2 separate regions of the Homo sapiens genome follow, and region 1 is linked to region 2. The links are chromatin contacts, found by Hi-C or POLR2A ChIA-PET in ENCODE. All regions are on one chromosome and are shown on one strand. The core of a region is the stretch at or near the end of the contact, and the rest is flanking DNA. Distances in the headings are between cores, read along the strand shown. Region 1 holds the start of NEUROD1 (neuronal differentiation 1). Region 2 has its middle 100 kb from the start of ITPRID2.

Region 1 (6,287 bases), core at 3,352-5,851, 110 kb after region 2:
TGCGACCGTGGACATACACTTAACACTCTCACACCCATCCACTTATGCCCACTTTCACATACACATTCACATTCATTGACACACACCTGCACACACTCATATGTTCACATACACACTAACAATCACACACTCATTATATGCACACACGATTTGCACACACATTCACATAATCTTGCACACACACGGATTCACACACGTACATTCAAGTGCAATCACACACTTTTGCACACACAGGGCATCGGACGCACGAGGCCTTGAGCAATTGTGCCCGTGACCTACGACTGCCAAGATACTCCTACTGAGTTGATTTTACGTTGTTGATTCTGAGTGTTGGATGGTTTAAGGAAAGCCCCTGGATCCTGACAGGGAATCAGAGACAAGTCCTTCCAAGGCCTGTGGGAGCCGACAAAGGAGCCACCAAAGCCCCGTCGGGACCGGGAGGGCATAAATAATAAATAAAAAGGCCCAGGCAGGCCGAGCTGGGGAAGCCCGGCACTAAATCACTCCCTAAATCACAGTCGCGTCGTGCTCCATCCAATAGCTCTAAGCGATTTGTGGGGTTGGGGGTTGAAATCAATTTTTTCCGTTCTCGCAGGTGCAATATGAATCAATTATCTTAATTAAGATTATGCCGCAAGCCCAGGAGATTTGGGGAGGATGGGTTTTGCGCTCGGGGCGACGGCGAGGCATTTTAATAGCGTCTCTCGTTGCTCTTGGCTCTCCCGGGTCGCCTGCCTGTCGAGCCTGGGCAGCTCCAGCCTCAGGCCAGGACCCGGGAGCCCAACTGCCTCCCCCGGGGCGGAGGCGCCGCGTCGGCGGTCTGGTCAGAACCCGCATCAACCCCCCTTCATCCCCCGAAGCTCTCAAGAGCCTCCGAGCTACCCAGCCTGTGCAGGACCTGCAGCTCTCAGCCCTCCGTTCCTGCGGCCCCTGAGCCCCACGGTCTCGCGGGCCCCTCAGCCACCCGGCCCCCTCACTCCGCTCTCCCGCGCCCAGGCCCCGACACCCCACTCCTAGGCAGGGCGGGGAGAGGACGCGGGAACCTCTCGAGGTCGGCCGGGCTGCCCTGGCCACACTTGATCCTTTCATTGAACGCAAACCTCCCTTTGCAAGAGCGAGCATCTGTTTCCCTGAGAAACAGGTCACCGCCAGGGACGCCGGCCCGGCCCCTGCGCTTTATCTTGGCCCTGTGAATGCTTCGCCCCCGACCTCCCGCTCCCCGCTTTCGCCTCCAGCCACACGCTTCCCACCCCCTACGTCCGGGCCACACGCCTCCATCCCTTCCCCACCCCCATCCTCCCACATGCCTCCCCCTTCCCCTCCGCCCGGCCCAGGCCACACTCCCCTCTCCCCACCCCTGGCCACACGCCTCCTCCCGCCCCCCTTCCCGCGGGCGCTCCGGCTGCCGCTGTAACGGCCGGGACGCCCGGCCCGCGCCGCGCGCTCAGAGCGGGGACCCGGGAGGCGGCAGATTTGGGGCATTGCTCGAGGGCAGTGAGTCATGAAAGAGGCTTTTGTTGTCCGCGCGTGCGGTTCGCGTGCCGCTGGGTAGCCTGCAGCGCCCAGTAGGGACGGGAGCTGGGGGAGTACAGCTAACGGGCAGCGAGGGGAGAGACAAAAAACTTAGGGAATCAGGAGGGGGAAAAGTGTGCAACCGTCCAAACAAGTCCAAAGAGAAGAAAATAAGGAGGAGGAGCGGGGCCGCGGAGAAGGTCCTCAGTGCTAAGCCCCGCCGCGCCTTCAGCTCTGTCCTCTCCGGGATCCGGCTGACTCTCTTCTCTCGCCCCAATTTCTCGCGCCTTCAACCCCAAACAAAACGCACCTCAATCCAGGCCGTGTCCAGGCTCCTCTTTTTAGGGCCTTACTACCCCGCATCTCCTGGGAGCCTCGCGGGCACTGGCTGAGCGTCGCGATGCCGGCGCCCCGGGTCGAAATTTTCCGCGCAGAGGAGGGTCACATCGGAGCGCTGCGGGATGGGAAGCCCAAGGACAGCTACCGTGAGACCCAACCTCAGCCCTGTCTCTGAAACATCCTGGAGTGGCCTTTCCTTTGTACAAATCTCCAGGCCTGAGCGAACAACGCGCAGTGGGATTAGAGATGAATTTATCAAGGGTAGAGGGAGGAAACAGACTAGTAATTCCCGCACTTTACGCATTTGAGTCTCCGTCTGGCAAAACACTCGGGCGTCCCTCTTGCTCAAGAACATCTGACTCCACCATAATTCTCCTGTATTGCACAGGATGTCGCGAACTGGAGGTTTCTGCTTTCTGGGGGTGAGGACAAGGATTTAGCAGAGGGACCTCTAGGCTACCCCTGACCTCGAAGCTAGCTGGAGTCCTTTCTCCCACTCCGTCCCCAGTTCTCCTCCGGAACTCCCCAAAGTTGGAAAAATGAGAGCCTAGGCACGAGTTGCATATGCCTGCGGCATAGTGTGCTGCCAGTCGGGGCAGCTGCCGGGTGAGGGGCAGTACTTAACCTGGCCCTGCCGCAAACGTCGGGCTGTGTACTATCTTCTAAGGGCTAGTACTCCGACGCCCTCGAGTTTTAGCCCAACACTGAAGATACAGACAGTACAGGGGTAAATCCTGGGCCCAGGCTCCTGGGTGAATTATTTTATCCTCCCCTATGCGCTTTGTCAGCCAAGTGAATGTAGAAAAGCAAGCAAAACTCCAGAACCCCACAACGATTCACGCCACGCTTCGGTGGCACAACTCTTTTCTTCCCCTTTTAGATTAGTACTGTGCAGGGAAGGCTGCACCTGCTACCTTCAGACACCGGGGATCTGGCTAGGACCCTCTTCCTCTACCCCTACTCTCTCCTCCCGTCCCCACCCTCTCCCAGATGCACCCCAATCCAGCCTCTCAACCCTGTCGCTGTTTGCAAACTCGAGGGATGTTTAGTGCAATTGCCTTTAAATAAGCAATTCACGTAAGAGGTATTTATTGCAGAGGGTTTCAGGTCTGGGAGGGGGTAAGGAGTTAGTTAATGAAGGATTAGAGGCAAAGCTGGGAAAGAACGAGTAGACAGGCCAGTTTCTTTCTTTCTTTTTAAAATCTATTATTCTGGAAAACCCTTGTTCGAAAAGAGTAAAGAATTGCTATTTGGGCAACAATATGGCTCCTTCAGAACTGGTCGAGAATTTCTGTGGTCTTTGCTTGACCTTCAAGTTGGGAGTTTCAAATCAGAGGCTTTGAAGTCTGGAGGAGTTCGCAGCCATTAATCCTTCCGGGGTTGTGCTAAAGGCGTTTCTAGAAAGAGATCGGAAAGACCCGTTCAGCACAGGCCCATTGCATCTTCTCTTTGAAAACGCTTGTCTGAATCAAGTATCTTATACAGACCCGAGACTGAGGGGAGCAAGAGCGCAGGTCCGGCTGTGGCGAGGTGTCCACCACCGTACTTGTGGTCAATGCCTGGACTAGAGAGCCGAGGCCGTCCAGGGCGGGCTGGCCAGGGAACCAGAAGCGTCCCTGGACTGGCTGAGTGAGGGTGCCCTTTCCAGCAACCCAGTGGCCATGGTTAAAAGGCAGAATACAACCGTCAAAGAAGTCCCCAGCTCCCACATAAGAGAGCGCAAAGGCCAATGGAACCAAGGCCTCCTCGCGAGAACTAGCTCGCTTTGAGGACAAGATCCTGGGGATGGAGGTGGGGACTGACGTAGTGAGAGGGTCTGGAGGAACAGTCGTAGCTGAAGGTCAGGACATGAAGAATTGCACGTATGGTAGGGATAGAATGGCAGGTACAACTTTTCTGTACTGAAGGAACTGGGAGAGGACGATCCGGTTAGGGAGGTTGGGGAACTAATCTCAACGCTGCGTTTACAGATGAAGCCGCTTTTATATGGCGTATATGTTTGCTTAGAGGGGCCGACGGAGATTAGGAGAAGCCATCCTTTGGCGCCAATGATCAAAGCGTCTGCCAAGGAGAAGAAGCCAAGGGATGGGCCTTTCAGAGAGGGCAAGGAGTCATGCTGCTCTGGATGCCAGTGTCAGGACAAGAAATCGAAAGGAGCGAGGACTCTTCACTGCGTGCCTCAGTCTCCCCGCTTCTGCCTCTTTCACCTCTGTCCTACTTCCGGCGCGAAAGCAGGCCACTCGCTCTGATCTAGACCTAGTTAACATTAGCTTTTCCCTTCCTTCCCTCAAATCCCCTCCCCCCTCTATCCCCGTCCCTTCTGCCGCCTGAAAGGGTTAATCTCTCCTGCGGGTAAAAACAGGTCCGCGGAGTCTCTAACTGGCGACAGATGGGCCACTTTCTTCTGGCCACAAAGGGGCCGGAATGGAGCGCTCCGCGGCATACAAATGGGCAGGTCACGTGGTTCCAGGCTCTTGGCTGGACCGGGAAGACCATATGGCGCATGCCGGGGAGGAAGGAGGAGGGGCGGGGGTAGGGGTGGAGGGTGAGGGGAGCGGTTGTCGGAGGAGGGCGGGAGACGAGCAAGGCGTGGGGAGAAGTGGGGAGGAGGGGAGAACGGGGAGCGCACAGCCTGGACGCGTGCGCAGGCGTCAGGCGCATAGACCTGCTAGCCCCTCAGCTAGCGGCCCCGCCCGCGCTTAGCATCACTAACTGGGCTATATAACCTGAGCGCCCGCGCGGCCACGACACGAGGAATTCGCCCACGCAGGAGGCGCGGCGTCCGGAGGCCCCAGGGTTATGAGACTATCACTGCTCAGGACCTACTAACAACAAAGGTAATTACAGTTCTTTCATTTTTTTGCCCCAGAATAGAAGCAATAACTGAAGACTGATGAACCTACATATTCTGTATGTGTGCGTTTGCGAGAGTGTGTATGTGTATTGAGACCAGCATCCCCCTCCATAATTGCCCATAAGTACTCACACATAATGAGTCGTGTCACTCAAGTACCCCCTGCAGGCTTTCTAATTTAAATTTTAAAAATTTGGGTTTCTTTTGTGGATAGCATAGGAGCTTCTTGGATTTTTTAAAAGAATGCACGGTAACTATGATTATCTGCTAGTGCTGATTTTAAAGTCCCAAAAGCAATAATGACTTCACTTTCTCACTTCTTACAGTAAGAAAAAAAAATCTATGTTATCAATATATATTTTGTGTGCATGTATTTTACGCACATTGGGAGTGTCAAGCTGTGTTTTCAGTGAATGAAAGGGACATGGATACCTTGAGTATTCACACCATGGAAAATAAATCAGGTTCAGAGATAGTTTAGTTGAGAGGGGGGAAAGTGGAGAAAGGGAGAGGGACTCACTCCTGCTACCTGTTACCGCTCCAGAGGCGGCCAAGTCCCCAGCAGCCACTACTGGAGCCAGAAATTCAGTTGTTTTACTAAAGGCTTTTTATTTTCCTTACTAGAAGCGGCAACTTCGCGGTTGCCAATCGCTGACCATTATAATTACTCAATCTTTTAAAGGGAGGTTTGAGGCGAACTTTGAAAAGCCCCAATAAAGAGCGGGCGGCCCTTTCAATGGGCTGTTTATTAGAGAGGAGCCTTCCGCACCTGATCCCCGGCGCGTGGGAGAGCGCTCTGCGCCGCGCCCCCAGCCCTCGCCCTGCAGCTAGCGCTTTTGTACAAGGTGGAAATTTAGCGGTGGGCCAGAGATGGAAGGCAAGAAAAGAAAGGCGAGGGAGGGGTGGAAGACCCTGTCCACTTTTGTTGCCAAATGTTACATTGATGGTGAAACAATTTGGTGGAAACTATTTTTCCTCCTTTCTGCATTTGCTTTTCAGTATCCCGTCGATGTAATCTTCTTAAAAATCGCTGCCAGTATTAGTAAATTACGCAATGGCTGTTCAACTTAAATCGCTAAGTATCTGGAAGCCAGGACAGAAATGGAAGTAGAATGTGTGATTTTACAGCTTTTTTTTTTTTTTATGGAGTTGTGAGTAACTTTGAACACATTTGGATAAACATGAAGTCGCTGAAATGTACAGTCATTTCCACACACATTATCCTGTCGGGCAACCACCATAAACACATTTAAGTTAATCACTAGGATACAAACACATATGCGTGAGTGGTGTACACATATACATATTCACTACCCTCCCCCAGTCCTGTCCTCACTCCTACGTACTAGCGGGGCACACGCACGCGCCATTATAAAACACTGCATTTAACTTTTTCTCAGAGGCATTCATTTTGTAATGGGCAGGTACTTTTCGCAAGCATTTGTACAGGTTTAGGGAGTGGAAGCTGAAGGCGTATCTGGCTTTTGAATATAGCGTTTTTCTGCTTTTCTTTCTGTTTGCCTCTCCCTTGTTGAATGTAGGAAATCGAAACATGACCAAATCGTACAGCGAGAGTGGGCTG
Region 2 (5,735 bases), core at 2,234-4,733:
GCCTCCCAAAGTGCTGGGATTACGGGCATGAGCCATCACGTCTGGCTCATACCTTGTTTTTGATAACATTTAGTTTTGAGAAGTACTGGTCCGATAGTTTATAAAATATCCCTCGGTTGGGATTTGACTAACAATTAAACTGAGGTTATGCGTTTTTGGGAGAAAGCTCAAAAAGTTAAAATGCCATTTTCATCACATCTGTCAAGGGCATATTGCCATCACTACGGTGATATATTGATATCACTGTTGGTGGTGATCACCTGGCTGAGATGTGTTTATCACGTGTCTCCACTATGAAGTTATTCTCCTCACCGCTTTCTATCATGTACTCGTTGGTAGGGAGTCCCTATGCACAGCTCCCACTTAAGGACTCGGGAATTATGCTCTACCTCCTTGAGGACTATCTACCTAAATTATTTGAAATATTTCTGCAAGGGAGGTGGTCTCTTCTCCTTCTATTTATTTATTTATTCAATCATTTATGTCAGTATGGATTCATGAATATTTATTTTATACTTTGGATTATAATCTGATGCTACTTTATTTATTTTGGTTGAATAATTTTTATACCTTAGATTATAATCCAATGCTACTTGAATATTTATTTTATACTTTGGGTTATAATCTGATGCTACTTTATTTATTATGGTTGCTCAAATTGTTCCAATTTTTACTACTGGGAGCTCTTTCAGTGAGATCTTGTGTCCCTTTGATGTGCCCCTATCATTGTGTTTTGTTTGTTTTTTGGCTTTTTCTGAGTACTTCCTTTTTTGTGGTACTACAAATACACAAATCTTACTTGTATATTTCTTGTTCCAGTCTTAGAATCAGACATTTCCCCCAAGAAGCCCTCATTCCTTTTATTGCAGAATGGTATGGGAACCCAAGAACTCGATGCTTAGTGTCCATGCTACTAAACTGTCATTGCTTCTTGGGCCTCTCAGCTGACAGATCAGCAAGATATCTGTGTGAATACTAGCCTATACATATGCACATATCTCTAAATATTTCCATATGTGACCATGTTTTAGCTATATGAAGCTAAACATGAATTCATACTGATGCTTCTGACTAATCCGTTACCACGTGGGTTATTCTGGCCTCGTCCCCTTGTTTATCTGTAACCTCTCTTTCCAAAAGTGAGATATCTGACATCTAATACTCATCATCCATTTATTTAATTGTTCAATTTTAGTATATGTGTATAATGGTATTAAAACTTTTATCCCTGTGGGAAACAACTTCATTAATGAGTATATAGTGCTTATGTATAATTTCTTTTGCCATCTTTTTTAGTCATACAGGCCTCACTCATTTCCAGTTACTTAGGTCAGTAACCTTCCCCTATAAAACCTACAGTGAGGTTGTTTCACACATTTGTAATACAGTTACAATCTTTGTCATGTTGGACATTTCATCTTGGGATTCTCCCAACCTCATAAATGATTTTTCTTTAATTTGTATACATTAAGCTCTCCTCTCTCTATTGTACATTTCTATGGATTTTGACAAATACATAGTGACACTTATCCACAGTTATACCATACAGAATAGCTTCATTGCTCTAAAACTTCTCCTGAGCCGCACTTGTTCTGTGCTCCCCTTCTCCCACACCAAACCTCTGGCAATCACTAATTGCTTCCATCTCTGTAGTTTTGTCTTTTCCAGAATGTCATATAATTGGAATCATACTGCATATAGCCTTTCAGACAGACTTCTTTGACATAGCAATATGCATTTAAAATTCATCCATGTCTTTTCATTCCTTGATGGCTCATTTCCTTTTTATTACTGAATAGTACTCCATTGTATGGATGTACCATAGTTTTTTTTTTTTTTTTTTCATTCATTCACCTGGTGAAGAACATCTTGGTTGCTTCCAGTTTGGGACAATTATGAATGAAGCTGCTCTAAACATTTGCATGGCGATTTGGGGGTAGACATAAGTTTTCAATTCAGTTGGGTAAACACCTAGAACAATTGCTAGATCATATGTTAGGACTATGTTTAGCTTCCTGCAAACTGCCAAACTGCTTTCCAAAATGGCTAGACTATTTTGCATTTCTGCCAGCAATCAATGAGAGTTCCTTTTTCCACATCCTCACCAGCAATTGATATTATCTGTTTTTGGAATTTTAGCCACTCTAATAGGTGTGTAGTATAATCTCATTGTTGTTTTAATTTTTAATTTCCCAGTGACAAATGATGTTGATCACCTTTTCATACACTTGTTTGCCATCTGTACATCTTCTTCGGTCTTCCAGTCCATTTAAAAGTACTTAGATAATTTATTGATTGTTAAAGCTATATTTCAAGTTTGTATCACTTTCTTATTAAATATCCTTTCCCAAGAAAAATTTCTAAAATTTGCCACAAATTTGGATTACATGGACAAAACCCTCCATACACTACCAGTTGTGACATTACTGGTAGAAGGAATCTATTTTAAATGAGTATCATGTATATTTAGCAAATTATTTTATTGGTAGTCTACCTATCATCTTAAATACTACTAGAAACTGCCTCTCTTCACATCCAAATATGAAGACAGTGCCCACTATACTTTAGCATACATTACCTAACAATGAAGAAGAGGACACACATATGCCTTAGTAATAACATTGTCTTGCTTTGTGTCCTTGAACAAGTCACTTTGCCATGAGAGGCCTCAGTTTCTTCATCTGTTGTATAATGAGGTGAGTGCAGACAACCTAGAATTCCTTTGACTTTTTTCATTTTATTTTTTACTCTTTTCTACAGTCTCAGTCACTGACCAGAGGCTCATTAACACAGGATTCTTTCCTTTGGCTACCTTTCCTCCTACCACGACCACACTAAATTTTCCTCGTTTAGTTGTTGGTACTCTTTCCAGACCACTCCTTAAGTTCAATATGTACTTTCTCTCACTTTTATTATCTAGAGATCAGTTTCACTTGTTAATATGCTGTGTTTTAATTTTTTCATATCACATCTAATTAGAACTTGTTTTGCTTGAGAGTAATTAAATTTTATGACAGCAAATTAAATACAAGTTGATGGCTTCATGGTTTATCTGAAAATCATCCCAGACTGCTTACTAGAACCTAAATTAAAGTTGTTTCCATCCTCCACTAGGACTCCTTCATGAACAGGATATGTTTCTTGATGAATTTCAGCTTTTGGACTACTCTTTTTTTTTTTTTCTAAAGGATAGATCTGAGAAGCCAAGAAATTGAGCCTGAAAAACAACCCGCCACCAAAGGGTCTTACTCAGGATATATTTGATAAACTCCTTTTTCCTTGTTGTTAAATGTATCCTGTTGCCTTGAAAGAAAGGAGTACGCCTACCTATACAGTGAGCAATTTTCTCTCCAGGGAGTACTTTACTCATTCAAGTTCACCATAGGTCAGGCTAAAAGCAGTCCTGGTATGATTTGTATTTCTCACCACAGTCATCCTTAACTGATTCAGGATGTATGACTAATTAGAAGAAATATACACAGCAGGCACAGTATATGACACACAGCAACCACCTGCATAGGTTGCCATTGTGTTTAAGTTGCACAGATGGCCCCGTGAGTCATTAACTTTTATAAAACGACTTTAAAATCAATGTACTGACAAAGAATGTATAGGACTGTGCATTCAAAAAGTTCAGGTAAGTGAAATGGTAGACAACTGGAAAGCAGTGTCTCCCCCTTACCAAGAATGATTTACAAATCTAAGGATTATATCTTTAAAACCAGAAAAACAAAACTATCTCTAACAGGCAACTCTTCTGTTTGTCTTTTTCAGTCTCACACAGAACTCAAAGCACAGGTCATAGTTCAGGGGCTTGAACGTGTTCACAGCTCCCCTGACTGCATTTGTCTTTTAGTTTGCGTATGATGTTTACCTGGCTGTGGCTGGCCAGACATATATTCCTGGCCTTGTCAGTATCTAAAATTCGATAAATGTTTATTACAGAATTGGAACAAAGAAGAGTAAAAGGGCTTTGAATAAGGGCTGAAGGGGTCTCATCTTTGAGTAACATCTGTGACTGATACCAAGGCATGCCCCAGCAAACAACTGAAAGCAGCTTCCTGTGGGGTGACGTGCTTATCTGATCTGCCCGCTCTGGGTGGGCCCTCAGACTTTAACAGCTAAGGTAGATCCGTATACTCTCGGGTGTAATAATACCTGGAAGGGTTTTAGGTTGGAACTTTATAAAGATGACAAATTTAAAACTAAGGAATAATCTGTATATGCAGATTACTTTAGAGTTAACCCACACATGAAATCAACCACAAGAAAGTCTTCAAGTGTATTACAAGTGCCCCTATCTACTAAGGAATTTGTTCTGTTGAAAAAATAAAATATTCTTTGGTGATTTGGGGGTCTAAATTTCTAAGTTGCCAATGGTTCTACATATTTTTCAGCTGTCCAGTTTCCATTGTTGCTGTTTTGTGGGTCCAAGTCGCTTTTTTCCTACAAAAAATAATAATAAAAGCTCACTTTTCTTAAGGACTTTCCACATTCGCAGAACTCTTCTAAATCCTTTATGTGTATTTTAGCTCATGTTATTTCCTTCTATCATGGACCTTATTACTATTTTTCAGGACATTCTCTATCTCTGAGTCCACAGATGCTCAGTGATAGACCTTAAAATCTGTCGTATCAGCTTCGAAAGTGCAGATAAGGCTTTCCTTCAGTGCTCTCTACTGAATGTGGGTGTGGAGTTAGTGACTGTCTGGGAATGACTGCTCTGTCTGTGTGGCTTTGAAATCTCTGTCTTTCTCTACCTGTGTCCCACTTGCTGATTGCAGGAGTGAACTTCTGGCATGTAACATCTAGAACAGGACGAAGTTGGAAAAGCTTTGTCCATTGCACATGAGCATGGATAACATGACTCTTTCTGTGAAAGATCAATAATAATAGTGCCACATGAGAAGAATCATGATTACTCTTGTAGGTAACTACAACAAAAATCTACTGTTGGCAATTAGTCATCTACTATTTTGGACCCATCACTTGTACAAGGTATATATGTACTGTCTGGTACCTAGTTTAGCTGCATTGATTCATTTTTCACTTCCCATCTCTTAAATATATTTTGCATAGATGGCATTCTGGATAACAAAGAGTTTCTATATGTCTCTTAGGGTAAATGACATTATTGGTGTACAGCTTATTCCATGTAGAAGGATTCTATACTTGACAATGGAGATCTCATTTTACAATCTGTGTATCTTCTTTAGCAAGCACCCAGTTTAGAAATAATACAATTACTAATTTAAAATGATTAATATTTGAGTCCTTACTGCGCTACATACTTCATATTTGTTATCCCCCTTAATCTTCACAGCCTTCCCATGAGATAGATCCTATCCTCAATCCAATTTGACATACGATCAAAGTCTGAATTGAATTGATGATGTTAAATAACTCAACTGTTAAGAGTTGAAAACAGGTCTGCTGACTCTAGAATTCAGTCTTTACCATTATAGCTGTATGTTCCAGATAGTATTCATGCTAACAAAACAAAATGATTCATTTGTTAGATGAAGGAAGATCCTAACATTCTTTCTCCCTGTTCATGTAAAATGACTAAGGAAAATGGAGAAAAACAAAAGAAATCCTTGGTCTTCAGCAGCAGCAGAGCTCTTACAGGTTTTCCAGGCTGTGTATAAGTGCGGCTGAGCAGTAACATTGAAAATGTTGCTTTGAGCCAAGGGGATAGTTTGAGTTTCACCACCTATCATACTAACTTGTACTTA

Evidence for each region. Hi-C counts contacts between places; a loop is a spot of excess contacts on that map. ChIA-PET counts read pairs that join two places held with the same protein, here RNA polymerase II (POLR2A). Pooled maps may share reads with other maps.
Region 1: a pooled map shows a loop between it and region 2 (3-fold over the local background). The contact joins the promoter of NEUROD1 here to the enhancer-like site in region 2. A Hi-C loop is called at or near these places in 3 of 37 single-sample maps with no recorded cell type and 4 of 50 pooled maps. POLR2A ChIA-PET finds 5 or more read pairs at or near these places in 1 of 52 experiments (H1).

Annotation. Positions count from the first base shown.
Region 1 is chr2:181,678,831-181,685,117 of GRCh38, reverse strand. It overlaps NEUROD1 (neuronal differentiation 1), which reads left to right and starts at 4,601. Exons shown (of 2, transcript NM_002500.5): 1 at 4,601-4,688; 2 at 6,247-6,287. The coding sequence starts at 6,258. RefSeq lists enhancers at 1,073-1,648, 3,375-3,951.
Region 2 is chr2:181,789,184-181,794,918 of GRCh38, reverse strand. No RefSeq gene overlaps it. Among named protein-coding and RNA genes, the nearest start is that of ITPRID2, 100 kb to the left of the region's middle. RefSeq lists an enhancer at 2,997-4,196. Within about 2 kb of position 3,483, at least 9 of the 41 ENCODE cell types and tissues checked have a DNase peak (open chromatin) inside an H3K27ac peak, as active enhancers do.